Regions from separate parts of the Homo sapiens genome. Here all the other regions are linked to region 2. A link is a contact called in ENCODE Hi-C or POLR2A ChIA-PET data. All regions are on one chromosome and are shown on one strand. The core of a region is the stretch at or near the end of the contact, and the rest is flanking DNA. Distances in the headings are between cores, read along the strand shown.

The links. A loop is a pair of places that touch in the nucleus more often than their neighbours do. ChIA-PET counts read pairs that join two places held with the same protein, here RNA polymerase II (POLR2A). Pooled maps may share reads with other maps.
Region 1: a loop to region 2 is called in a pooled map, with 3 times the contacts of the local background. The contact joins two enhancer-like sites. A Hi-C loop is called at or near these places in 6 of 50 pooled maps. POLR2A ChIA-PET finds 5 or more read pairs at or near these places in 2 of 52 experiments (BJ and activated CD4-positive, alpha-beta memory T cell).
Region 3: a loop to region 2 is called in a map of GM12878, with 11 times the contacts of the local background. The contact joins two enhancer-like sites. A Hi-C loop is called at or near these places in 1 of 168 maps with a recorded cell type or tissue (GM12878), 8 of 37 single-sample maps with no recorded cell type and 10 of 50 pooled maps. POLR2A ChIA-PET finds 5 or more read pairs at or near these places in 2 of 52 experiments (GM12878 and activated B cell).
Region 4: a loop to region 2 is called in a map with no recorded cell type, with 2.4 times the contacts of the local background. The contact joins the promoter of ADTRP here to the enhancer-like site in region 2. A Hi-C loop is called at or near these places in 4 of 37 single-sample maps with no recorded cell type and 6 of 50 pooled maps. POLR2A ChIA-PET finds 5 or more read pairs at or near these places in 2 of 52 experiments (GM12878 and common myeloid progenitor, CD34-positive).
Region 5: a loop to region 2 is called in a map with no recorded cell type, with 5 times the contacts of the local background. The contact joins two enhancer-like sites. A Hi-C loop is called at or near these places in 2 of 37 single-sample maps with no recorded cell type and 2 of 50 pooled maps. POLR2A ChIA-PET finds 5 or more read pairs at or near these places in 1 of 52 experiments (GM12878).

The regions. Positions count from the first base shown.
Region 1 is chr6:11,651,886-11,657,253 of GRCh38, reverse strand. No RefSeq gene overlaps it. Among named protein-coding and RNA genes, the nearest start is that of TMEM170B, 120 kb to the right of the region's middle. RefSeq lists a silencer at 1,411-1,580. Within about 2 kb of position 1,518, at least 6 of the 41 ENCODE cell types and tissues checked have a DNase peak (open chromatin) inside an H3K27ac peak, as active enhancers do.
Region 2 is chr6:12,111,842-12,117,462 of GRCh38, reverse strand. The region is part of intron 3 of HIVEP1 (HIVEP zinc finger 1); the gene reads right to left. Among named protein-coding and RNA genes, the nearest start is that of HIVEP1, 100 kb to the right of the region's middle. RefSeq lists an enhancer at 3,084-3,133. Within about 2 kb of position 3,867, at least 3 of the 41 ENCODE cell types and tissues checked have a DNase peak (open chromatin) inside an H3K27ac peak, as active enhancers do; they include GM12878, where a contact is called at or near this core.
Region 3 is chr6:11,727,932-11,733,591 of GRCh38, reverse strand. The region is part of intron 4 of ADTRP (androgen dependent TFPI regulating protein); the gene reads left to right. LOC124901258 (a long non-coding RNA gene) reads right to left here. Exons shown (of 2, transcript XR_007059452.1): 2 at 2,345-3,534. Among named protein-coding and RNA genes, the nearest start is that of ADTRP, 48 kb to the left of the region's middle. RefSeq lists enhancers at 835-924, 1,205-1,504, 3,889-4,058 and a cis regulatory region at 3,973. Within about 2 kb of position 2,876, at least 3 of the 41 ENCODE cell types and tissues checked have a DNase peak (open chromatin) inside an H3K27ac peak, as active enhancers do; they include GM12878, where a contact is called at or near this core.
Region 4 is chr6:11,776,786-11,782,654 of GRCh38, reverse strand. It overlaps ADTRP (androgen dependent TFPI regulating protein), which reads left to right and starts at 3,852. Exons shown (of 6, transcript NM_032744.4): 1 at 3,852-4,048. The coding sequence starts at 3,896.
Region 5 is chr6:11,852,692-11,858,367 of GRCh38, reverse strand. No RefSeq gene overlaps it. Among named protein-coding and RNA genes, the nearest start is that of ADTRP, 77 kb to the right of the region's middle. RefSeq lists enhancers at 3,400-3,469, 3,550-3,629, 5,593-5,652. Within about 2 kb of position 3,392, at least 3 of the 41 ENCODE cell types and tissues checked have a DNase peak (open chromatin) inside an H3K27ac peak, as active enhancers do.

The DNA of each region.
Region 1 (5,368 bases), core at 269-2,768, 460 kb after region 2:
GTTCTGTGACTTTTCCTCTCAGCCTTCCCCAGTGGTACTTGTGTCCATTTAAACAGGTTACTGTACTGGGGGAAAAATGCCCAAACTTTTCTCAAATATTTGGACACTGGCTCCAAGCCAACCATACCACAGACCACCTATCAAAGCAGGCGACTAGTAGAGATCTGGTAATTGATAGAGTTTTGGAGTGTGTGTGTGTGTGTGTGTGTGTGTGTGTGTTGACCTTTCTTCTCCCATTTGGCAGAGGAAAAGTATACCAAACACAGAGGAAAGTGGAGAACTCATGGTGAGCTTTTACTCCTGTAACTGCATCCATTCCTGCTTCGCTTACTGAGTTCCCTCCACACTTGCATCTCAAACGCTGAACTCAAACTTGTCATTCTCCCTCTCCTCCCATGGCCTTTGAATTTGCAATTCCCTGGCCTAAATCTTCCTCACCTCTTCCCATCCCTTTGCCTAATTACTTCCTCCTCATCCTTCAAATCTCAGCTCCAGGGTCCCTCGTTAGGGAACACTGCCTATTCCCATCACTCCACGAATCTAGGTCAACTTCATTAGCTCCACAACATCCAGGGACAGCAATCTTTGCCTTTAAAGCACCTCCCGCAGCTTGTTGATGCACATTCATGCGAGTGGCTTGACGAGTATCTGCTTCTTCCTCTAGACTAGAAGCAGCCCAAAGCTGGAACGTAGTTTTGGTTACCACTCTTCCCCTGGCTTCTAAATACGATGCCTGGCACAGTGAACACTCAATAAATATTCATCAAATGAATGGATGAATGAATAAATAAATGAATGCACACCTCTTTTACTTCAAAAAAAAAAACACTTCTTAAGAATTGAAATTTAGCAATAAATTGGCCAATGTTTTTCCTATCTTTAGCGTGCCAGCACTTTCTTCTGGAGACCATGAGCAGGGGCAGAAAGACATCATCCCCAGCAGCACTCACATCTGAAAGCAGGCGGGTGTCCCTCTGCAACAACCCCTGCTCAGTTAGATTGCTTTAGGATACCCTCTTTTCTAAACAGAACAAAATTTTAACCAGACCATAAAAGCTGGTTTGGGATCTGAAAGAATAAGATTGTGCAGCAAATGATAAAAGGAAAAACCCAGCCATGCCTCCCTGTTCTGCCTTTTGTTTGGGCATCCTGTGTCCTGCTAGGCCTAGAAGGGGGTTGATGGAACCGTTTGTTGGCTGAGAGACTGGATTTTAATTGTCCTGCAAAGCTCCAATAAAGCTTTGTTTCAAGTCTTGAATTTCATCCATGTTTCCCTTTTAACAAACTTCAAGGAAATAACTCACCCTGAACTGCCACAGTGTACTGCCAAAGCGCTAGCAAATAAGAAAGGCACATGCTTCCTGAATTTGGGTGAATGAACCGACAACACTCACTTTAAAGGGTTTTCTTTTTCTTTTTTTTTCCTTTTAACTAGGAGAGAGAATGCGGACCAGGCTTTCCCTCAGCAATTTTTCTAATGAAAACATTTGGTGCCACCTGGTGGCCAAATTTACACGGACGCCTCAGCCTTCGCAGAGTACAAATGTCTCCCGGTTGAACTGGATATTAAAAACCCTGGTGCTACTCGGGAGGCTGAGGCAGAGTGGCATGAACCCGGGAGGCGGAGCTTGCAGTGAGCCAAGATCACGCCACTGCACTCCAGCCTGGGTGACAAAGCGAGACTCCGTCTCAAAAAAAAAAAAAAAAAAAAAAAAAAAAAAAAAAAAACCCTAGTGCAACCAATTTGGTAAATTTCTAAGAATATAGAGAATTTAAATTTCTCCTTATTGAAGACAAAATTCCCCACCTGCGTTCCACCACGCCTCTTGGGGACAATTTGTTTTCCTGAACAGGTGGCTTTCTTTAAGTGAACATTTTCTCTAAGGTAATATGCTTCATGCAGAGTTCACTTTTGAGCTAAAAGAAGGGCAAGAAGTGCAAATAATTATTGTGGCATGAGAGAAGGAGAAGGAATTGCCCAGAAATCCTTTAGGCCCCTTCAGTGTCTACTGGCCTAGGATTCCAAAAAGGTTTGAGAATGTTTCTCATACTCATATTTGGCCCAAGCACACGGGTCCAGTGGGTCAACTTTCACTTTGAGAAAAGCTTCAAATTCCACATTCTTGGATAAAACATAAATAGAGCCCAGTTAGTCCCTCTCAGGCTTTTATGAACTAGAATCATATTTCTTAACCTATCATTCCTGAGTGTGAGAAAAACAAGAGGAATGATATGTAATGTCTTAACAAGCTGTGCTGGGATACCAATTTTAACTGGCCAATAGAACCAACGCAGATTATGTTTTAGAGAAATCTAATCCCTTATAAATCAGCTGTGTGTAAAAACCCTCACATAAACAAGTGATGTGTTGTGAGTAGCAAGGAGAAAAAAAAAATTCTCCTGGAAATGTGTAGGTCTATTAGCGGAGACAAGCGCTGCTCGCCTCGTGCTCCATACTCCGAAGGGCAATTCATGTTAAAGGCAGTAGTGGGCTGGCCCCCTTTATGCTGAACATAGGAAATACAGAAAAACATCTACGAGACTGAGCAAAGTGGTAGTATTTCGTGCACTGGCTGGCTCAGCACCAAAATTCAAATCAATACTCCAGAGAGAAGAGCCCCCAGAAACAGCCCAGCAAGAGCTTGGAGGGTTCAATGATCATTTAATTTAAGCCCCTCTTTTTACAGACAAATGAACACAGGCCCCCAAGAGTTTAGGTGATGTTCCCGTGGGCCCTTATCAAGTTAGAGCAGAGCCCAGGGAGAGAGAGAGTTGAGGTCCTCCGCTCTCTGCTTCTGCCTCCACACTCTGCTTGCTCTGACCAACGTCCTCCCACCGGCGATGCAGAACTTCAAAGGGATGGAAAAGGTGGCAAAGTCACCAGTGAATCTGTGTGATATACATAACTGATGACTTCCTCCTTTAAAAATTTTTTTGAGAGAGGGTCTTGTTCTGTTACCCAGGTTGGAGTGCAGTGACACAATCGTAACTTGAAATCCTGGGCTCAAGTGAGCCTTTTGCCTCAGCCTCCCGAGTAGCTGGGACTACAAGGAGCACACCTCCATGCCTGGCTAATTTGTTAAAATGTTTCTTTAGAGACGGTAGTCTCACTATTTTCCCCAGGATGGTCTTGAACCCCTGACCTCAGGTGATCCTCCCGCCTTGGCCTCTCAAAGTGGTGACTTCAGGTGTGAGCCACTGTGCCCAGCAGCTTCCTCCTTTACAGAAATAAATTAATGCAAAATAAAGGAGGAAGAGAGAAATGATAGCTAAGCAGAGAACATGCAACAAAGTCAATGCTAACATCCACGTGATTGAGCATCTACTGTATGGCAGGTGCTTCACATGCGTTATCTTGAATGGGTGAACATTCTCCAATACAGCAGGGTTCCATCCATTCCACAGGTGAGGCACCTCATGCTCAGGTGGGTAAATTGCCCACCACCGTGTGGTAATAAAAGGGCAGAACACACACATGAAATCAGGACACCCTGACTCCAAATCCTATCACTGTTTCATGTCTCCAGCTGCAGACAACTCTTATGTGAGCCCTGGATAGGAAAAGGAACAGAGTCATGGAAGGTCCACTTAAGTTCTCCTTCAAGCAGCTAAGGAGGTGCTGTCTCTAACAAGCCAAATTAAGATAGGCAAAGTCACCCCAGCAGCTGTTGACTTCAGCATTTGCTTTTAAAATGAGAATTATTGTCTCAGGGTGAAGACTCCGGTTCAAGCATGAGTCATGCACCCCAGCAGACCTGGTTTGTTTTTAGCGAAGTGTGGCCGGGGGAGGAGGGGTTGTATTCACCAGCAAAGCATGTCACAGAGGATGTACACACACACACACACACACACACACACACACACAGACACACAGACACACACACACACACGTCTGCCCATTACAGCTGCTCCAGGCATCTCTCGCCTGACAGAATAGGGTCTGTTTCTGACCCCCACACATCCTTAAAGAATGTGATCTTTGCAGAGATCACTAGCAGGAAATGACCCTGAGGAAAGCCACTTGATGTCATTCTTTGAATGTTCTGCTGTCAGCTCCCAAAACTGTCAGGAATGAGGTCGTAAGTGTCTCCTTCAGCTGCATAAATAGAGGCCACCAAAGGTCTCCAGGAAAGAAAAAAGCTGGTAATCACAGCAATTCACGTGTGGACCAAATATGGCAGCACCGGTGGAAGACAGAGTCATGTTATGACTCACACAAACCCAAGCTGGAATCCCATAGCTGCTGTTTTCCAGGGGTATGACATTGAACTGCATAAATGCCTCAGTTTCCCCATCTGCTTGATGGGCATCAGAGCATCACTATGAGGGCTGAGCCGAGTACTTATAGAAGCAGTGGGTGATATAGGTAGCCAGTGCCTGATCAATGCTGCTTCTCATCCATCCTCCTCCTGCATGATGTGGTTAGAAATCTCCAATGGCTGGGCGCGGTGGCTCATGCCTATAATCCCAGCACTTTGGGAGGCCGAGGCCGGCGGATCACCTGAGGTCGGGAGTTTGAGACCAGCCTGACCAGCATGGAGAAACCCCATCTCTACTAAAAATACAAAATTAGCCAGGCATGGTGGCACATGCCTGTAATTCCAGCTACTGGGGAGGCTGAGGCAGGAGAATCGCTTGAACCTGGGAGGTGGAGGTTGTGGTGAGCTGAGATTGCGCCATTGCACTCCAGCCTGGGCAACTTCCAGAGTGAAACTGTCTCAAAAACAAACAAAAAAAAGAAATCTCTGGTGCGGCTGGGCATGGTGGCTCACACCTGTAATCCCAGCACTTTGGGAGGCCAAGGCGGGTGGATCACCTGAGGTCAGGAGTTCGAGACCAGCCTGGCCAATGTGGTGAAACCCTGTCTCTACTAAAAATACAAAAAATTACCTAGTTGTGGTGGCACACACCTGTAATCCCAGCACTTTGGGAGGCCGAGTCGGGCAGCTCACTTGAGGTCAGGAGTTGGAGACCAGCCTAGCCAACATGGCAAAACCCCGTCTCTACTAAAAACACAAAAATTAGCCAGGCGTGGTTGCGCACACCTGTAATCCCAGCTACTCAGGAGGCTGAGGCAGGAGAATTGCTTGAACCCGGGAGGCAGATGCTGCAGTGAGCCGAAAACATACCACTGCACTCCAGCCTGAGCAACAGAGCGAGACTCTGTCCCCAACTCGCCCCAGAAAAGAAAAATCTCTGGTTCCATCAGAACCAAGAGTGGCCCAACAAAGGGCTGACCAGTCCAGCTTCCTGGTCATGGAGGTCACACTGATGCTAATGGATCAAGTTGGCAAGCTTGACATTTAATGTAAAACTGCTAGCATCAGATTATTTGGGGCCAACGTTCCCCCAGTGCTTAAGAATCACT
Region 2 (5,621 bases), core at 2,618-5,117:
AAGATCCATATTTCTTTATAAGAGAAACTATTTTCTATAAATCTACTGGGAGTTAAGAATTGGAAAAACACATATGTTAAATGGAACTTTTGAACTACACGTTTTGATTTTACATATAGATGACCTCCTCTCTCATTTGTCAAAGCTTATAACACTTACATTTTATCTGTATCGTTGTTTATACTTAGTTATCTATTTAATTTTAACACTTGACTGGTGCTATTCCCTTCAAAACTTTGCATACTCCCTTGTTTTCTGGCAATTTGGTTTACACCTCAGAAAACTTTTCTTCTATGATATCTTCATATACGTTTTCTGGTCAACTTTTTTTGGAATAAAGTTCTTTTATTTAGGGAAAAGGTTTTTACCTTTTGTTTTCTCTACAATTTTCTAAAGCTTTTCTCTTATGTTGACAACTGAATTGTCACACCATTAAATTCTTTACTGTTTCATATTTATTCATTAGTTTTGGACTGATAGTATTTTGTTCTCATTTTATTCCCTTAGTTCCATATTTCCCATTTCATCTCATTTTATTGTCTCATATTAAGTTTGAACTCTTGCTTAAATACATTTATGATCTTTAGTTCTGCACTTAAAAACACTTGTGTTTCTGGAGTAATATTTCCTTTAAGGCAGAATTTGGGCCTGTCTTCCACATTCTCAAGGCTCTTCTACTGCCTGAGATCATGGGGAATGGTGATCTCACTCAGCACTCAGCTGAGAACATACTCCTGACAGTCTTTTTTGAGTTGTGTTCATTCTTCTGGATTTTGTTGGATCTTCTTTCTTTAACAGGTTCACTGTCCTTGTTCAAGGGATAAAGCCCACTCTACCACTGGTGCTTGGGAGGGGAGGAGGTAGTGAGATGACCCTGGACCTTGGATCAGTCTAAATTCAAGGACTTTTTTTTTTATTGTAAGGAGGGGAGAGGCTAGTGGAGGGGATGTGAGAGATGCAAACAGAAGGACGATGGCAGGCATATGTGAGAAGAATACTGCACTATCATTTTAGAGGTGGAAGTGAAAGCAAGGTGCCTGCCTCTCCATACATTTTTCACTCTCCACCCCTTGATTCTCAAGATCTGGGGCTGAACAGCTCAGAGTGGGCAGCTAAACCATCAGGCTAGGAATTATAGACAAATACCTTCTCTCGAGAACCAAGGCCCTAGAGTGGAAGGCAGCAGACCCTTGGGTTTTCAGATAATGAAATACCTGGAATAGTTTTTTAAACTTACCCTCATCTTGATTAATTTTAAATCTATCTATTAAAGAGTGACTGGAGTTATTTTCTCTTGTCCTCTTATCTATAGAAAAGAGCACAATCATCAAACCTTGTGGCTATATCTACAACATAGTCAAGAGGATGCATAGACCATAGTGCTTCAAAGCAGAAATAAAATTGGTATGAAGAGAAGGAGGAGACAGCTGTTCACCATTAGCACTTGTGCTTTTCCATCATTTTAAAGGCAATTTGTTGTTAAGGTGAATTAAATATAAAATACATTAGAGGACACAAAGAGAAAGACCAAGCAGTAGAAGGCAGCCCAAGGATTCACATGGAGCTTATGCAATGTGATCACTCCCCACCAACCCCACCAACCAGCACCCCCCGCGAGCCTCTGCCTCAGAGGAAGTACACTGGCTTCTATTCACCACCCTGATTCCAGAAATGTTGTCATTTTGCATGTTTGTTTTTACCATTACTAAGTTTAGACATACTTGGTGTACACCAGCATTGAAACACAACCCTCTCTCCTTACACAGGGAGAACTTACAGTCAGATTGGGAAGGGAAGAGAAAGATTCAAAATAGGAGTCAGGCAGCCACTGAAAACTGTATTCTCCCACTTGTCAGTGTGCTACCGGTAATGACTGAAAATCAAGCAGAAACTCTGAGGTATCAACACATCAAAAATCCAAACACGACTTCATATAACAGATACAAAGCACACTCAGGAGAGGGACCAAAATCAGCAGCACTGCCCCTGTCAGACCACTGACCTGGGCTTCGAAAGGAAAGCCAGCACTCTTCATCAGTTAGGGAGTCAAGAACAGCTTAGAAAGACCACAGGGGCCACTTTGTTAAAAAAAAAAAAAAAAAAAAAAAAAAAGAATAGTTGGGGAAGTATAAGTTAAGATTCCTGTGTTCTATGTGAAGTCACTGACACTTTATTTTCCAAGGCACAAATCTATTTATTAGGGCTTCTATGTTTCTTTGAAGAAGAGCACCAACGAGTTTGAAATATCACTGTCAGCTGTTTTTCAGGATTACTTCTAGAGAGTAACAGATTAAAAGCAAACAGATTAAAAGGCTCAAGAGTGCATCTTAGTTGCCAATAAAGTGTGGTAAAGCATATTCTTATGGTAAGTAGTAGGGATGATAAACCACAGCTCAGAGTGTGCTTAAAATCCTGTCTTGATTGAAGGTGAACCTCCAAATAAATCTCTTTTCAGATTTACTCAGAGACATGTCAGCTGAAAAACTTCAGATCTCTTTTGGGCCTTAGGAACATAAGTAGTACCTGTTTTCTAACAATTGAGATCATGCTCGGCCAGAAGGTCAAGAGATCAGACCAGGAGGCCATTCAGAAGGCTTTTTTCAGTAGTTTGTGCAAGAGTTAAAATGCTACCCTGAACTCAGGCATCAATCTCAAACTCAATATACATGCACAGAATTGTAAACTGTAGCTGGAAATTCAGGACAAGAAATTTTCAATAGGAAATGGTTAGGCTAATTATGGCACAGCCACTTAACATAACATTATACATCCATTTAAAATAATTACAAAGATTACACAGCAATATGAAAATTATGATACATTAAGTGTACGTGCACATTCTTTTTTTTTCCCTCTAGAGAGAGGTCTGGGCTAGAGGCACAGATCTGGGAATATGCGGTGAGAGCTGTTTTTGTAAAAGGACATAAATGATAAGCCAAAGAGAATATGCTGTGGAGAGGGGAGGTCTGACATGAGAAGGATGGGTAATCCCTACACTTAGGGGTGAGCTAGAAACAAAAAGAAACAAGGGGAAATCAGAAAGATGAGACAAAACATGTGATAGTGGAACAGCCAGGAAGTGGGGGTTTAGAAACTTTTAAAAAGGAAGATGTGGCCAATAGTGTTGAATATCACATTCAGATACACAGATGAAAATTAACAAGAGGTCCCTGGGCTTGGTGGTCACTGGGACTAGGAAGACATCATTATCTCTGAAAGCAGTGTCAGCGGGGTTCTGGAGGTAAAAACCCTATCATATACCAGTAAGGAGTGAAGGAGGGCATGAGGACGCGCAGGGCCCGCAAATACAGGCGCTCTCCTGGGGATATGGCTGTAAAGTAAAAGAGAAAGACAAGACGTCAGAGTCAGGGGAAAGGAGGGCAAGGGAAGTCTTCTTTAGGATATGGGAGGGTTGAGTGTGTTTATAAACAGGTAGTGAAAGTTGGCAGAGAGAACCAGAATAAAGATACAAGACAGAAAAATTAATTAAATAAAACAAATTTAAAAATTAATTAAACAAATTAAACAAATAATGTGTGATAAACAGGTATACTCAAGAAGCTACCACATAGATGTGGGAACAACTGGTGAAGATGGAGGTAAGGAAATGCCTGGGAGAAGTTTCGTGGCAGCAGCACATCTGACTAAAGCCTACAGAGACAGGCAGAGAGGGACAAGTCCTTTCCAGTTAGGGAACAGCATGACAAGGTGAGCAGGAAAATGCATAAGACTCACCTAAGAGCAGGAAGCCAACCTTGCTGTTCATCTATTAGTAGAGTGGGAGATAGGATGGAAAAGGTATTCTACAACCAGGTTACTCTAGGCCTTGAACACAAAGCAGAAGAGACTGGAATTCACTTAGCAAGCAAAAGGAAGCTACATTCAGATCATCACCAAGTTCTTCCCATTCCTCATGCAATGTAATTCAAGCATCTTAACATGGCCAAAAGACTGCAGGGACATCTGACTCACAACTCTCCAACCTCCCTCTACACCATTTCCCCTGACTCACTCCGCTTCAGCCTGCGGTAAACTTTCTCCTCCTCGAACTGCCCCATCTCGTTGCTGCCCCTGGGATTTGTACTTGCCATCTCCTCAGCATGAAAAGCCCTCCCTACACCCAACTCTCAAGATGACAGGGTCATTTTCAACCTTCAACTCACCGCACCAGTGTTACCTCTGGGCTGTTCCTCCACTCTACCTAAGGTCGGTGTCCCTGTCCTGCCCACCCCACCCTTCTTTACAGTCATAATCTAGAATGCCCTGTTTGCCTGTTTACATGTGTATCTTCTGCCTTTGAATTAGGATGGGCTGAGGGAGTCCACACTCACTTACAGGCTCTTTAACATGGGCCCGCACCAGGTGCTCACATGAGGGGCAGGACGAGGCCAGAGAAGTGCCCCAAGCGTGTAAGCAGAGTGGACAGGCATGAAGCCAACTCTCCCTGAGAGCTTCCTCCCCCTGAGCAAAGCCTTGGGCTTTAAGCTGATAGGGAAAGGGCAGCAGATGTCACCACAGGGACAGACAGAAACACCCTGCAGCCGGGAGAAGAACAGAGGAGGACACCCTCTACCCCAGGGGAGGCAGGAAACTGTCCTGAGACCAAAATCCCACACCAATAAAATTTCAGTCCCTTGCCATGGGGGAGGGGCTGGAAACACAGGGACCGCCAAGACTGAGGCTGGACCAGGAGATGGAGCAACCCTCCCCTCCCCACCCCATCCAGAAGCCCAGCCCTGTGGGGGAAGCAGCAGCAGCCCACTGCTAGGGGGGCGGTGAGGAGGTGGGCAGGGACTCCCCCAGCCTATGGCGCAGGAGGCTGCAAGCTGAGCAGGGGCACTAGCACTGAGAAAAGCCCCCAGAGTCCCAGTCCCCGCCATAAGCACAAGGAACCGGCAGGAAAAGGAAGAATAAACAGGGTAGTAGAAATACATGAAAAAAATAATGGCCAAGAATTTTCCCCAAATAATGAAAACAACAAACCATACATCCAAAAAGCCTAAATAACCCATAACTAGGATGATTAAGAATATGATACGAAAGAATAAGCATAAAGAATAAAAAAAATACTGAGAAAAAGAAGAAAAGGGAGAAAAAGAATTTAGACAATATATTCAAACTGCTGAAAACCAAAGATAAAGAGAAAATCCTGAAAGCAGCCAGAGGGTAGAAAAACATTACACACAGAGAATAAAAGATAAAAATTAAAGCAGACTTCTCAACGGAAACCATGGTGTGATATTTTTACACTACTGAAAGAAAAAAAAATTGTCCAACCCAGAATTTCATATTGAGAAATAATTTAGCTTTCAAAAATGAAGGCCATAGCAAGATTTTTTTCAGAAAAACAAAAGCTGAGAGAATTCGTTGTCTTCAGGCCTATACTGAAATGTTAAAACTTAAATGTGGATCTATACATATAAATGAAGAGCTCTGAAAATGACAATAATAAAATTATAAAAAGAACTTTAAGAATTTTATCACTTCAAAATTTCACCGTTTAAAAGATAATACAGTGTAAAGTTGTACTGTCCAATATGGCAGCATGGTGGGTGAAATAATGGCCCTATAAAATGGCCACACCCCAACCTCTGGAACCTGTAAATGTTTCTGAATGTGGC
Region 3 (5,660 bases), core at 1,627-4,126, 380 kb after region 2:
GTAATAGGCATAAGCCCAGGATGCTATGGGCACACAGAGAGATGTGCAGGACTGGCTTCTTAAAGGGAAGCACTGTCTAAGCTGAGGCCCAAGGAATGAATAAGAATAGGTCAAAAGAGACATGGAAAAGACCTTCAGGCAGAAAAAACAGCATCTGCAAAGGGCTGGAGGAGCTGAGGGTATGGCTGAATTGGAGGACAGGGTAAAGCCAGGTCGTAAATCCACATTAGTGCGTTTGGACTTTTAAACCAAGTGCTTTTCTGTAGAAAAGTGTTATAATCAGAGGAATGAAATGATGTGGTTTATGTAAGAAAGCTGATTAGAAAGATGATTCTGGCTGAAGTGTGGACATTAGACTGAAGAGGAACAAGACAGGTAGACCAGTTGGTGGCATTGCTGGTAACTCAGGGGAGTTGATGTTAGCCAACTGATGATAACATCAGTCAATCCACAAATAAAATCAGAGAGTGTGAACAATGGGAGGTGACTTAGAGATGACTTAGCATTGGAAAACTAAATCTCCAGTAGGGTAGATGACATGCCCATGGTCATATGGCAGAGGTGGGGTAGAGATGCAAAGCTGGTACTTGAGCCAACTAAAACTGAGGTCTCCTCTCTCCAAATCCAGTTGTCTTTCCACTGTGTTTACATGGCCAGGTATTTGTTCAATTCCCAGTGTGTGCAAAACCATTCAGCTAAATGCTGGATGGATGGGCATGCACAAAGCTTGACCTAGCTCTGCACTTTGAAATCTTTCACGTGTTGTTCCCAGCTCTATGTGCTTGGATTAGACATTAAAGTACTGGTAATGAAGGGAGTGGAGGGAAGGGATGGAGACCTGTCACCAGCAGGAACGTGACTGGGTGAGCCCCAGTGCCCAGTGGGGAGCTGAGGTGGTTTGGGATTTCGTCCTTCATGAAAAATGCTAAGTTGGTATTTGGTCCACTAAGCCCCATTTTTGCTAGAACAAATCAAATATAGACACTTAAAGGAGGGTGTTTGATGTGATCCTGTTGATGGAAGCATCTCTATTTCTGCTCACGCCCTGGTTAGAGGAGCTCAGACTCTTTGGTGCCTGCCAACCCCACCCTTACGCAGTTTCCAGGGCCCCTGGCTCCTCACAGCCACAGATGGCCATGAAGTTCTACAAACTGCAGACACCCATGGAGACGTTTTAGGGAAGTGGCTATGGGCCCACTGTCAGATGTGCCAGTTTGGACAGTCAAATGGGGAAATGGCATAACACGAATGAGGTAAAGAGCATGGGCTCGGGCCAGAGGGAGCGTGAGAAACGAACATGAGTCAGGAAAACGGCACTGAAGCTGAGCTGGAGAAGCATTTCACCGCCGAAACCATGTTCAAATGACCTAAAAATAGTTCCTGAGACCGTGGGGACCGCCTTACATGTGGTGGTTGCTTTTAGTTATTTTTCAGATTGCAAAATTGAAGAGCTCTCCCCTAAGTGGGAAAATAAAGCTTTGCAAAATAGTAATGACTGCAAAGCTTTCATTTCCTTTGGAAAGCATTAGTCACCTTTAAATATGGTAGCTCACTTATTTCTCCCTTCTCTCCTACCCCAAAACACCTCACCTAGTTCTCCCTGAGGCAGTGGTGAGGAGCAAAAAAATAGAAATGTTCCTTCTGCTGGTTTTTATTCTTTCTTTTATTGAATAAATATTTTCCCTAACACATGGTTGGTCCTGCCCAGAAAAGCAATGTTATATCAGGCCAAGCTTCAGCCTGCAGGGGGTTTATCCTTAATAAGTGGAGATGACCCATGCATACAAATTATAAGTGCAGAAGATGGAAAGTGGTAAAACCTCATAAAAAAAACACAAGGAGCCACAGAAAAGGAAGAGTTTGCATCCAGCTGAGCGGTGTGGGAAGGGCACTGTGGAAGGCATGCATTGGATCTGAGCCCTGAAGGACCGGCAGGATTGGAGCTAGAAAAAATGAGAGAAGGTAAACAAAAGGAGCACAGTCCCAAGGCCAGGAGAGTGCAGAAAGCGTGAGAGCAAGGGTCAGTAATTCTCTTTGCTGGACCTGTTTGTGAAAGAGACTAATGAGAAATATCCCTGGAACTACCCACTCATGAAGGCTTGCAGATGGCAGACTAGAGGATGTTGGACATAGTATAGAAAATGGGAGCATTTGTTGTTGCTGTTGTTTGTTTGTTTGTTTGGAGTGGAAGCAAGGGTGAGCAGTATTTGTAACTTGGCCAGCAAATTATGCTTTAAAATGTCATTCTTGACAATAGTGCTTCAAATAAGTTGGAGTGACAAGAGATGGGAAACAAAATAAAATATAAACCAATATAAAAATAAAAACTAGCCAGCACATTATGTACTTTGATCACAATGTCTTAGTTTTTATGTATGGTTATTTCACAGTTCCAGTGATATCCCCAAGCACCCTTCTGCCTTGGAGGTCTTGGTCCAGTTTTCCAAGGAGTTCCAATAATCTGCTGAGTGCTCACACATGCCCCTGTCGTGCACTGCACAACCCATGCTGCACACTGTTCTGAGCATTGTTCTTACACACAGATAGCAAAACTGTAATCCCCACTGGGTCCAACATCCCCACCTGGCACAGTGTTAAGGGTTAGCACACCATGCCCACTGCTGATGCCAACAGTGTCATTTACCCATCAGCCCCCTGTGTTGGTAGAATTAACAATGTTACTCGCCACAGCAACCACCCCAGCTGGCCTGGAGTGCATCATCACACTGCTCTTGGTAGACCAGAAACCTACTGATGCTGCAGGTGTCCCTGCTAGTGTGTAAAGTATTGCATGCCCCGTACAAACACTGCACAGATATGCAGCTGTCACCCAGCCTTGGGGCAGATGTTTGTAAAGTCCCTTCCCCAAAGTAGTTGCTATGAGGCAAGAGAGAGAATTACTTTCTTTTATACTGTGCTCTCCAGGGTAAGATCCCTCAGCAAAGCTTCCTGGGTTCCCAGAAGTAACAGTTCTTTAAATTCATGCCTCATTTACAAATACATGTACACATCTTACCCTGAGAATACATTAAAAACTGCCAAGGGGTGGACTAAGCTGAGTTCCAGGACCAGCCACCTTGCCATTTCCAGAATCAGCAATTCTCTTCTTCTCTTTCTGGTTTTTATTCATTTTTCTATTGAATAAATATTTTCCCTAACACATGGTTGGTCCTGCTCAGAACCAACCATGTTGTGAACTCCCTACCAGAGCCACTGTTACCGTTTCCAAAATATGACCTTCAACTGAGATCATCCAGGTCAACCATAGCTTTATAACCTCAACTCAGCAGGGATTGGAATCTCAGCACCATTTTCCACAGAAGAAATCCTTACCCTACCTGTAAATTCATATATGAAAATTAATTAAAAAGATGCCACACAACACATCCTTGTTGTCAACATGCGGGGTCCAGCCCAGCCAGGATCCAAACTGAAGAGGGATGGAGGTGGAGGACTAGGAGAGGAGAGGGTATCTCATCTCCTGCTCTTCTCATCTTTCCTGTTCAAACCTTAGTTCTTATTCAACCAAAATGCCTGTAACAGAAATCAGAAATAATAACGGCATGAAGAGAGTAAAACTGTAGAATCAGAAATGAGAGACATGCCTGAGACACATTGTTGAAACAACAGAATAGGTTTTATGGATTGATTGACATGTACCACACAAATGAAAAGGAAAAATTAGGATAATTCTAAAAATTTTAAGTTAGTAGACAAGAAAAATGGTGATTCCATTGATAGATGAAAATGAATTGTGAAAGTAATCGTCTTGGGTATAAGTAAAACAGTCAGTTTAATATCCCATATCTAGGTCTCATTTCAAAAATACTCTGGTTTAATTGGTTCAGGATATGCCCTCAGCATTGGAATTTTTAAGGCCCTCAAGTCAATTCTAATTTTGAGACAAGATTGAGAATCACCTGCCTGGAGGAATTTCCATTCAGAAATTCAGACCCTGCAGTCTCAAGAAAGATGGGGCTGAGGAGATGCAGCTAGTTGAACCCTCGTGGAGTGACAAGATTGCTGGAAAGAGAGAGAGGAGAGAGGGAAGATAAGTAAGAAGCAAACACCAGGGAAAGGCCCTCCTCTCAGGGACAGGAGGGGGAAGGAGCAGCAAAGGTAGCAAGGAATTACCAGGTAGTAGAAGGGCAGGAAGTTAGAAAACCATGGGCCCTGAAGGCAGAGAGGCTTCAAACTGGAAGGGGGTGTCTCAGGGAGGGGTTGGGCAACAGCTCTAAATGCCGTGATGAGGTTGCCACCCCAATGACTCTCATCACTGCCGACACCTCAACATCTAGGTAAACTATTTGACTAACACTCTAGCCTTGCAGTTTCTCCTGACTCTTTCTGTTTGATTTATTCTCCTGGGCTGGAAAGACGTGACCTGAGGGTTAACACCGAAAGAAAGAATTATATGCCCAAAGCCCACAAAACTCCGTTATCTGTTTATCTGCCACCCACAGACGTCGGTATTTCTCTACTGATAAGACGCAGAAGTTATGAATTTCTTGACAGCCATTATAATGCTCTAAGATTTAGGATAAGGAGACCCTAAAAGATTAATTTTTGGCTGCCATTTGGTGCCCACCCAGTCCAACTCACAGAGGTTCACGTAGCAGATGGCTCAAGAAAGATGTGAAATTGCTCTTTGAACTGAGGGGCAACGTCATTGGCCTCTTCAAAGTATTAGTAAAGTGAGATTAACCAAAACTTGAAAGGCCACTGGGTACATTTCCAAATTTCCAGAGCCTGTGGTGGTCTTGGTGAGTCAGGCGACTGAGAGCCGTCCATAGCAGTGTCCTACAGAGCCACCCAACACAGCCATTCATTTCAAAATTCAAAGAACCTGCTGCATTTTGGGCACTTGGCAAATAAATGTGCCTGACAGAGACAGTCCCTGCCCCTGCAGAGCTTTCAAGCTAGTGAGAAAAACAATCAAATAAGTAACAAAGGTAAGTTCCAGGGTGGAGGAAGCACCTGGCGTAAGCATTTACCCGAATCAGGGTTGGGGGAGAGAGCTTCAGGAAATCTTTTCTAGAGAAATAGACTTTTAAGCTGAGATTTGAAGCGTGAGTAAGATTCAGCCAGACACAGGGCAAAGAGAAGTAGGTTCCAGGAAACAAAAAGGTCAGAGGTGTACCCAGTGAAGACAACAGCAGGTGTGAAAGCCAAGAAACTGCAGCGCTCAGTTCACTCAAGAAACAAAGGGGTTCAATATGGATGGACTGCAGATCTCCAGATGGAAGCGGGGCATGGCCAGGCCAGGTAAGCAGCTGGGATCCTGGGATTCACTGCAGGCAGGGGAGGGCTGTGGACAGAGCTCGCTTTTAGGAAGATTACCGGATTACTGATGGCTTGCAATAGGGGAAGTGGGTTGAAAGGAGCAAGAAAGCCTAGTTGGTAGACAATGACAGAAACCCAAATGGAATGAAGGAGGCTGAAGGAAGATTGTGAAATGTGTGCGCTGAAGAAACATTTAGAAGGAAGTTTAGTATAGATATGATTTCATGGGATCAAACTTGGGGGCAAGATTGAATGGAGGGCTGACATTGGCTGAAATAGAAGACATGTTGAATGCAAAGTTCCCTCCCTCCCTCCCTCCCTCCCTCCCTACCTACCTCCCTCCCTCCCTGCCTCCCTTCCTTCCTTCTTTCCGTCCT
Region 4 (5,869 bases), core at 2,603-5,102, 330 kb after region 2:
ACTCCCAGGGGGGTAGAGAGTTTCAAAGAAAGTCACTCTTAGTAACCAAGTGGCCTGTGTAGTATCCAAATCAAAGTATGAAATATGCTTATTTTTAAATGTTTAAAATTTCCTGTGTAAAATAATAAAAGTTTTGAACAATTCCTTCCCACTTCTCCTGGATATGACGTGAAGCCCTCAGATACTTGGAGAAAGGAAAAGGCAGACAAACAGCACGCTTAGTATGTATTAGTTTATAACGTGCAACTAAGAGGTGACATTCATTGCTCTCCAAAGCTCCACCTGGTCTCATGGTGGGGAACAGATGTTCAGGCTACTTCATGAAAATGGATCTGGTTATTCAACCAGGAACACAAATTATGATGTGAATATGGTTGCAATGTAGATTTTTCATTGGCAACAATTTTGTGAAAAGTTTATAAGAAAATGCAGATGTTGAATTAAGAAATAGTTTTATTTCTTAAAATATTAAAATATTTCTTAAGAAATAAAACTATTTCTTAATTCATAATCCTTAACTCATAATGTAATCCTTATATACATATATTACATGTAATTATTAAATCCTTATATACATATACATGTTATTTATTAAAATATCATTTTATTAATTATTAATATGTATTAAAATGATATTACATGTTATTAAATCCTTATATATTAATGTCATTATTTATTAAAATGCTAACAATTCATTGGATCCCAATGTAAAACACTAAAACTCTTACAAATAAATTTAAATAATTTTATCAATATTTATGAGAGGCCCCATCTGTGGGCAATGAGGCTAACGTAGAGAAAAAAACCATCTAGGTGGTGAAAGGCCAGTGTCCAGGTTTGGACACACACATCTCAGAGATTTGGGTCTTTGTCTTCCCCTCCTTTCCTACCTTTGCGTCAATCCTTACCCATCTGCAGACTTAGACTTGAGATTTTTTTTTGTATAAAGGAATAAAACCTCTAAATCAACAATGGTGTCTAAAATGAAAACACCCTTGGAGACATTCATTCATTCATATGTGCACCAAGTTTCAAAACATATTGATCCTTTTCTGAGATAATTTTCTGATGAGAGGAGAGAAGAATAAAAGGGACTCGGCCGGGCTCGGTGGCTCACGCCTGTAATCCCAGCACTTTGGGAGGCCGAGATGGGCGGATCACGAAGTCAGGAGATCGAGACCATCCTGGCTAACACGGTGAAACCCCGTCTCTACTAAAAATACAAAAAAAATTAGCCGGGCGTGGTGGCAGGCGCCTGTAGTCCCAGCTACTCGGGAGGCTGAGGCAGGAGAATGGCGTGAACCCGGGAGGCGGAGCTTGCAGTGAGCCGAGATCGCGCCACTGCACTCCAGCCTGGGCGACAGAGCGAGACTCCATCTCAAAAAAAAAAAAAGGGGCACTCAGTAGGGAGAGGAGAAATATCAAAGTGGGAGTCTGAGAGTGTGCAGAGCAACATTGTTCCTTTGTAGGCAGGTACACTGGTTGTATTAGGGTTCTCTAGAGGGACAGAACTAATAGGATGTATGTATATAAGAAGGGGAATTTATTAAGAAGTGACACACAATCACAACAACAGGCCGTCTACAAGTTGAGGAGCAAGAAAGCCAGTGGTGGATCAGTCCGAGTCTCAAAACCTCAAAATTAGAGAAGCCAACAGTGCAGCCTTCAGTCTGTGGCCAAAGGCCCGAAAGTCCCTGGCAAACCATTGGTATACATCTAGGAGTCCAAAAGCTGAAGAACTTGCAGTCCGATGTTCGAGGGCAGGAAGCATCCTGAGAGCATGGGAGAAAGATGAAGTCCGGAAGACTCAGCAAGTCTAGTCCTTCCACGTTCCTCTGCCTGCTTTATCCTAGCCACGCTGGCAGCTGATTAGATGGTGCCTACCCAGACTGAGGGTGGGTTTGCTTCTCCCAATCCACTGACTCAAATGTTAATCTCCTTTGGCAACACCCTCACAGACACACCCAGCAGCAATACTTTGCATCCTTCGAACCAATCAAGTTGACACTCAATATTAACCATCACACTGAGTTCAGACGGCAGCTCTGCCTCTTACAAAGTGTTGAACACATCCTTTTAGCAGATCGGGCTTCAATTTCCTCATCTGAAAATGTACTTAATTCGTAATAGTACTTACCTCATAGTGTTATTTAGAGTGCTAATCAGCTAATATGTGTAAAGCAACTGGAACAATGTTTAGCAAACAGTAAGTACTATAAAAGTATTAGCTTCTGTTATTATTTGCAATTTAGCCCAGGCTGTGGAGTTTTGTACAGAGTTTTATGTACCCATTTCCCAGATCACCCCTTCCTTTGAGAATGGTTTGCTATGGTCTATGTTTGTGTTCCCTGCAAATTCCTATGTTGAAATCTTAACTCCCAGGGTGATGGCATTAGGAGAGGGGAGCTTTCCGAGGTGATTAGGTCATGAGGGCAGCATCTCCATGAATGGGATTAGTGACCTTATAAAACAGGCCTCAGGGAGCTTGTTTGCCCCTTCTACCACATGAGGACTCAGCCAGAAGGCACTATTTATGAACCAGGAAACCGACCCACATTAAACACCAGGCACTCTGTCAGCATCTTGATGTTGGACTTCCAGCCTCCAGAACTGAGAAATAAATTTCTGTTGTTTCCAAGCTTCCCAGTTTACAGTATGTTGTTATAGCAGCCCCAACAGATGAAAAAAAAAAAAAAAAAAAAAAACATGGTTACAATGCAGAACTCCATGGCGGGCTCAGGTTTGCTCTCCTCCCATCTCCCAATCCTGATATTGGGAGTCTGTTGACTCTTAGGAGGTGGGTTTGTTTATGGTTTGTCCTCCTTGTCCAGCCTACAGTTCTTTCTGCTAGTACTTTTAAGCCCTGGTTAAGTCATTGAAAAGCACCAATTACAGACTTACATAACTGTGTCAGGAGCATTTCTCTGAGGGATTTGCTCACCCCTCGGAGTCAGTTGCCCAGGGAAACAAGCTGGCGATGTCACAAGGCATCCACTTCTAGTTCTTCCTCAGTTCCCTTCTGTGGAACCTGAGTCAGAGCCTAGTCCGGCATGCTGCCTAGCCCAGCCACGTCTCATCCTATTCATGGCAGAGCGGGGACTCTCACCCTCTCCCAGCAATGTCTAAAGTCAGGTATTTTGGGGTCATGGCCATAGTAAGGATGGTCTCCTGTGCTGCTTCTTCCCTCCCAGGGCACAGAAATGCCTATGCAAATGGAGTGTCTAGGACAGCCCTGGGTTACTCTTGGTTCTCTAGGGTATAGTTACAAAAGTGAAAAAAAAAAGAAAAGAAACCATTGGAGCTGCTCCCTGGAGGATCAAAGGTTGTTGCAGACTTTCTAGAATCTCAGAGACCTCAGGAGCAAAATTACAACACACTTTTCCTTTCTACTGTTCATGCCCTAAGCACACCCATGATCTGGTTTATCAACCTGCTCCTCCTTTTCTCAAGAGATAAGGTTGCAACTTCCTTGTTATATGCAAATGAAAAGAAAAGAGACTACAGCCATGGAAGTATTTCGCTAGATTTTCCTAGTATTTCATGCTTACTTCATTTAACCATGCCCCTGCCCCAGTGCCCTAGTGAAACAGTACAATGTACAGCTCTTGCATTGCTACCTGCCCTTCTCAAAGCCCACATGTTGTATTTTATGCAAATCTACAGATTATCTATCATTATCTAAATGCAGGCATCTGAAAACCAGCAGTAATCCTGCCTCTGAAGTTTATCAGGAAAGGAGCTTAAAAGAGAACCAAATTCAGCCTGTGTTGGAACTCTCAGTCCCAGAGGGGTGTGGTTTGTAGCTCTCCGGCCTGCTGTTGGACTTAGGCTGTGACCCACAGAAGGACGCCAGAAAGTACTCAAGACATTCACGGTGCCCCGGTCAGCACTCGCCATGACGAAGACTTCTACATGCATATACCACTTCCTTGTTCTGAGCTGGTATACTTTCCTCAATTATTACATCTCACAGGAAGGAAAAGACGAGGTGAAACCCAAAATCTTGGCAAATGGTGCAAGGTGGAAATATATGACGCTGCTTAATCTGGTAAGTCCATATGTCCGTACCAGGAACCGATCCATTTCTCTAGAATATCAGTGCTGCCACACATATCATCTTTGGATTTTATTAAATACACAATTTTGTTATTTGTCTTCCTTCTTCACCGTTTTGTGAGTTTTGGGTTTTTTGTTTACTTAACAATTTGCTCTGATAAACCCAATTTGGAAATTATCTATAGTTAACATTTCTATGCTGGCTCATTGTTAAATGCTCTCTTGAAAAAAAAAATCTCATCTTGGAGCTCTTTTCAGATGAGCTCAAAGAGGGGACCATGCTAATGGTTTCACCATGGGATTAACTACAAATGCAGGAGGCATTTTGAACTTTGCTTGGGGAAGTCTGTGAAGAGAAGGCAGAGTGGCGTATGGTGTGTAGGAAGTGTAATTTCCAATGAAGGAATAATGCCATTTTACAGCACACACAGACTAACAGATTTATCTAAGAAAAGCAAACACATTTTGCCATGTTCAGCTCCCACCTCAATTTTTTATAGGTTCAGGCTCCATCTTAAAGGACAAATCACCCAACCGAATGGCAAATACACATTTTCAACTATTTAAAAACCAATCTTATGACTTACTCCTTTCTTGTCTTCCTAACCTGGCTGACTGCATTCTGATGAAGTGTGAATGAATGGGAGAAAAGCAGATTATGAAAAATACTTTGAGGAATAGCTTAAAAAAATACTTTTAAAGTTAAAAGCTAATAATGGGGAATCATTTGGGGATGTGAATTAATATTTGAGGTTTTTGACTAAAATCTTGGGTGCCACATAAACATCTGTTTTCAGAATTGTAATCCTCATTTGACAAGCGGAGAATGTATGTGGTCAGAAACTGTGACACTCTGAAATGCTAAGGACGTGGAAATGGAGAGAGTTAAAATCAAAGAGGCCCAAAGTGGCTGCTTCCTCCTCACTGGTTGGTTAGTGGCCTCTTGATTTGGGCCTGAAAAATTGGAACCCTGAACACAGCTCTAGTGTCTTTGAAAACTTCAAGGTGACTACTTGTTTCAATCATGGAATTTTATGAGAAAAACAAACAGAAACAAAACAAAAAATGTTTTTTGTATAACTAGCAGTGCCACAGTAAACAACAACAACAAAAAACCACACACACACACGCGCATACACACACACCCCTAAGGTTTGTGTCTCTATTGGCTTTCTATGAAAAACAGTCCACTAAAAGGGAAGTGTGTCTGTAGTTAGGACTGACTTTCTAATAAAATCCAATTCCAGTATGAATGTCCTACCTCACACTATGTGTGGCTAAGAATAGATTTATCACCACACTCATTAACTAGCTCCCTTACCTCTTTGTATACACACACACACACACACACAACTGATCCTGACTTTTTAATTCTAGCTCACCTACATTTCCAAGAGCCCTTATTTTCCAAGAGTGAGAAAAGTCTCTTATCTTGTCAATGATACTATCATTTCCTAGTGTTAATCCCAATTTTGCTTCCCTGATTGATCAGCTACCAAATCCTATTAGTTTTTCCTTTTACTAAGTTCATCCTTTCTTCTTCAACCTTACTACTGTCTCTCTCATTCCAGGCTTATATTAAGCCTACCTGGATGACCATATCATCTCTTTACTGTCCATTCATGGTCCAATCCAGCCACTTAGATTCCAAATTAATCTTCTCAAAGCACTGGTTTTGGTTTGTTTTTTAATACCATGACCTGGATCTAAAAGTGTGGCCTGCCGCTCAGGAAACCACAGTGGCTCCCTCCTGCCTCATGGACCCAATGTCAAACTCCCGATTCAAGAGCTCACCTGCCCAACCAGCCTTTCG
Region 5 (5,676 bases), core at 2,143-4,642, 260 kb after region 2:
TTCTTGTTTACTGTATAGCTTCTTGTGCATAGGTAGCCACTTTTATTAGTTTATTTATGTTTTTAGTGATTCTTTATGCAGAGAGAGCAAAAACAAGCATATGTACAGCATATTGGATTGATATACTATCAGCAACACTTTTCTGAAGATATTTCCATATCAGTACGCAGAGAGCATTCTCATTCTTTTTTCTATCTTTCTTTTGGTAGCTACATAGTATTTCACTCAGTGGCTGTGCCATACTTTAATTAACTATTCATTTACTGAATGACATTGTTTTAATTTTTTATTATAACATAAATGTCACCATAAAAAATATTGCACACATATAATTATGTAAATATGAGGTGTATGTTTAGGATAGTTCCTTAGAATTGGATTACTGAGTCAAAGAGTAAATGTATTTTTACGTTTGGTCAATATTGTTAAATTGCTTTCCATGGGGAATGTGAAAATTTACACTATTTTATTGGCAATGAATGAGTTTCTGTCATGTCACATTTTTATCACAGATTTCAGATTTTTGCTACCTGCTAGATAAAATCTCATATCTTAGCATAATTTTAACGTGCGTTTCTCTTATTATAAATGAGGCTAAGCAACTTTTCAAACACTTAGAGTCTATTTGTCTTATTTTTCTGTGAACTTTCTGTTAATATCCTCTGCCCATTTTTTTTTTCTACTGATTACTGGCTGTTTCCTAAGCACCATCTAGGAATTCCTTATACACTTGAGAGATGAGCTGTTTGTCTGTAAAATAAGTTAGAAATATTTTTCCCAGTTTGCCATTTGTCTTGTGACTAGCTCAGGATGTTTTGCTCTGAAAATATATTGATTTTTATATACTTGAAATGATACCTCTTTTTTGTTTTTTTGATGTCTGGATTTTGAGTCTGCTAGAAAGTGCTAAAGGGTATTGTCTATGTTTTCTTTTGGTATTATGCTTTAATGGAATTTTTAAAAACCACATTTCTTTTCTAGAATTTTTTGAAGTTTATCTGGAATACAGTGAGAGGTAGATATCCTCTTTCATATTATTTCATCACTGCTTGGTTGTCCCCAAAACGTTTGTTAAAAACTCCTCTTTCACCCCACTGACTTGAGCTATCATCTTTACTCTCTGTTAATTTTAGGGACTATTTTGGAGGATGCATGGGCTCTCTATTCTTTTCCTCTTGTCTGTCTATATTCATGACACAGTGCCACACTGTTTAAATTATTGAGGTTTTATAGCATATTTTACAATATATCTAGTATAAATAATAACTGCTCTTCTTTATCAGTTTTCTCTAATTGGTATTTTGTTTGCAACATGCTACGTTTATAAAATAACTTAGGAGAAATTGACATCTTCGTGAGATGGAGTCTTCTAATTTATCACATTAAGTCTTTCCATTTGCTAGTTGTCACTTTTGTATCCATCAGAAATGATTTAAAATTTTCCTCATAAGGGTTATATACACTAGTTAAGATTTTTCATGGTAACTTACCTGAACTGCTATTTTTGGTCATTTTTTACACTTTATTAAGGCTATTGATTTCTGACATGTTCTACTAACTTATTGATCTAATTTATGGCTTGCAAGTGTTTTGGAAAATTCTCTGTGATTTTACACTTACATAAGCATGTTATCTACAAATAGTGATCATTTTTCCTCCTCTTGCCGATTTCATACCTCTAATTTATTTATCTTATCAAATTGCATGTTGAATACTTCCAGGGAAATGCAAGAGTAAGAGTTATAAAGGACATCTGTATCAAGCCCTGTAGTTCTCTACTGTGTGATTATCTATTTCAGACAGTATCTGTTGACTTCTACTAGGAAAAATTAAGACTTTTGCTGAAATACACTATCTTCTTTCTCTATCCCTCTATCCCTCCCTGTTTCCCAGTTTTGGTTAGTCATATTATCATTTATTGCTAACATTTATGACATTTAAATTCAACTAGCCACCTGTAACTGCCTTCCATGTTTTGTCCTTAGATATTTACTCTGAAGGAGTATTGGACTATTATAATTATAGAAACATTATTCATAAAGGAATCCATAAAAGAGTAATATGATCCTGTGCCACAAACTTTTGCTGCTCCAAGGAGAATATCCAATTAGTATCTATTTAATTCTTTTTAACTTTGTTTGCAGCTTCCTCACCTCTTCTTGGTCACACTTCATTGCACATTCTCTTATGTCTCATGTTCTTTTGAAAATTGCTTTATTTTGGTAGTAAGAAAGCCCCCGGGGAGTACTTTCATATGGGATATAGGAGTGATGTACTTTTTGAGTTACTGCATATCAGGAGGTGTTTTAATTTGACCGTGTACTTTATGATTGTTTGGCTGGGTATAGAATGCAAGGACCAAATTCGTTTTTCTTCAAAACTTTGAAGCTTTGCCACCCTATCTACTAGTGTCTTCTGTTGCTAACAGAATGTCTGACACCAGTTTGATTTGCATCCCTTGGCATGTGGCCAATATTCTTCCCTCTCTTAGCAAGTTTTTAGGCTTTTCTGTTTATTCTGCGGAATTCCAAGATTTCATTAACTTGAATCCAGGGGTGAGTTTTTCATCCACCTGCTTAATCCTTAGTAGATATTTTCAGTATTAAGACTTCTAACATTTTCAACTCACAAGAACTCTATAAAATATGATTATTATCTCCAATTTACAAATAAGTTTCAGAGAGATAAAAACAAGTGCCCCAGGTCACTGCCTGGTCTTTCCACTGAATTATGTTTGGAGTAAGGAAATATACCTGAAGGCCATGATTAAGACTATACTTGGTGCAAAATAAAAGCACTTTGATTTTACTTTAGAAAGCTGGATAGTTGCTACCTTGAAATTTTGATGTTCATAACACTAATGATTAATAATAAATTGATAAATGTATATCTGCAAGTTCTACCTATTGTAAAAACCTGAAGAAACACTTGAATAGTTACATCCATATGAGGACTCTCCCTGACTACACTTCAAGCAAAACACTTATTTTATGGTTCCCAAAGGTGAGATGGATGTAGAAACAGTGAAAATAGGATCTGTTGGAGTAGGGCAGTAGTAGCATTTGGGGTTCATCCCCTAATCAAACCCTCCCTGTTGATGGAGGAAAAAGGTAGGCTGACACCACACACACACACACACACACACACACACACACACACACACTATATATATATATATATTGTTTTCAATAAATCATAGTTGATTCTTTTAACGAATTAGAAGAATAAACAGAGAGAGGCAACACTATGTGCTCTCAATATGTCACAGATCACGGAGAACTCATGAGTCATTGTGCTTTTAAGCCAGGGAGTTCCCCGAGGTCATGCTGCAAATCAGTGGTAAATACTGAGTATTTCTTTTTAAGATATCAAATTCTTTTCCCATCATATCAGCTGAGAATAGATTTCTTTGCCTCTTTTCTCTATAGGCAGCCAGGAAATTTGCCATGACTAACAAGGATAGCACCAAATTCTCTTTAACATATTGAGCTATTTAAGCCATAAGTAAAATGACCTAGAATCTCTCACTTCCAACTTGGTGGTCAGTTCCCTGACTAGACATGCACAGAAACGGGGGATGTGTATTCTCAGGCCAACAGGGTTATAATTGCAAAGGCCACTGGTGGTTGCTCTGGGTATATTATGGGCGACATTCTCTATTGGATGGAACAAACTGTAGTGTTGTCATGTATAACCAAGATAGACGCTCTATACCAGTGTCTTTCAGCCTTGGCATTATTGAGATTTGGGGCTGGATAATTCTTTGCTGTGGGGCCTGTCCTGTGCATGGTAGGTTTTGAGCACTCCTGGCTTCTGTCCACTCGATGCTAGTTGTGACAACCACAAATATCTCCAGTCATTGCCCAATGTCCCCTGGGAAGCAAAGTCACCTCTGGTTGGGAACTACTGATCAATGCAAATTCAATAAAAATTTTTTTTTTGTAAATAACTCTGGAAAATACACAACGAGTTTTTAAAAACACATTCTACTTTTCACATCAGAGTCTCTGAAGATTATGTGCTAAAATATAAACATTCCAGGCTCTGGAAAGAGGCAAGGAATCTTTATATAAACACAGTGAACCCTTGGGACCATCAGATAGCAATAATGAAATACACACAATAAGATTCTGTGTGTCGCATGAAAAATAGTTCTCTGAGCAGATTATTAATCTCAGCCTTGTGTTACTTATAGTCACACACAACAATTAATCTCTCTGTGAATGCCTTTAAGCTTTGCAATGTTTAAACATCATCTATATCTATATATATATTCTTATTTGAAAATAGAACAACTATGTGTAAAGATGTTTCAGTCCCCAGGATGCTGTGGTTGGCACTTCCCTAAATTCTATTTTTGCTGAGAGGAGCAGCTGCCTTAAAAAAGAGACATTGAACCTTGGAATATGTTAAACCACTTTTTGCTGCACAGTTTTGCTTGGATAAATTTGCTTAATGGGCATAGCTTGTGCCCTGAAGATAATATTGTGCCAAGTGTTTGGAAGGCAAATGAAGGAATTACTCAGAAATTACTAGGGGGCTGAAATGGAACAACTTCCAGAAACTCATTTGAATTTTTTGACTGTTGCCTAATATTGACATTTCTGACTTCTGTTGATTGTATTGACAACGGAATGTTGCCTAAGTTGCCCATAAAAGACATTTTCTAGCACTAACCCAATCTGTTGTTCCAGGGTGGGGGGTGGGAGGGAAGCTAGCAGGGTGTTGAGGTGGGGAGGGGAAACAAAGTGTAAAAGGTTTCTAGTGAAAGAAGGGGAATCTTTAAGTGAAAATGGCTTATTTATAAGTTCAAAGTGTTTTCCATGCTAAGATTTTTGGAGTGTTAGATCCGTAGACATATATACATAAATGTCTATATATATATATCTATATAAACACACACCTATATATACATCCATATATATATATATATATATATAGACACAGAAATATATATAACTATATTTGATCTCTAACAATATCTAGTCCTGAGAAACAACCATCACAGAGCCCTACGGAAGATGAATCCTGTTTGACTTGTGGGATGATGAGGTTGTAAATAAAATCGTTCTGTTTTTTAGTGTTTTAGTAACACCTCTGTAAGGCCATTTGCTAAATCAGCCGGTCCATTAATTAATTAGCCAGCCAGTTGGCCTCAAAGGATCTGGAGGTCTGCAGTAGGATAAGGCTCCAAGCTTCCTGGAGGAACACGTGTCCAAAAGCTTGAATTGGAAAAAAAATCCACCAACCCAAAAATCCTGACTCCAAGTCTCTTTGCTGGCCAGCACTTCTGAATATTTATAAGACTCTGATTTAGAGGAGGAATAAACAAGGAATACATATACTCCCCAAGAGAGTGGAGAAGACATGGACAGCTCCTTTGTAATAGCAGGACAAAGAAGATGTGAATCAAAGTCATGAAGAAAGCCGGCATAGCTTGAAAGAAGGAAGCTCCTGCCAGAAGTTCAAGGCTTTGATAAAACCCTGAGACGCCATTTTTAGGCCTCTGCCTGGTCTAACCTGTTAGAAAGGGAGAGGGTGCATCCTCTCATTTCTCCCAGCTCAGGAAATAGAAAATTCAAAGGAAAACTTGAAATGAAGTAGCAGCAAAGGTTATGTGGCTTCTTTCAAAGTAGATGTAGCAGCTTCAAATCAGGCCAGACATGTTCCTAAAAA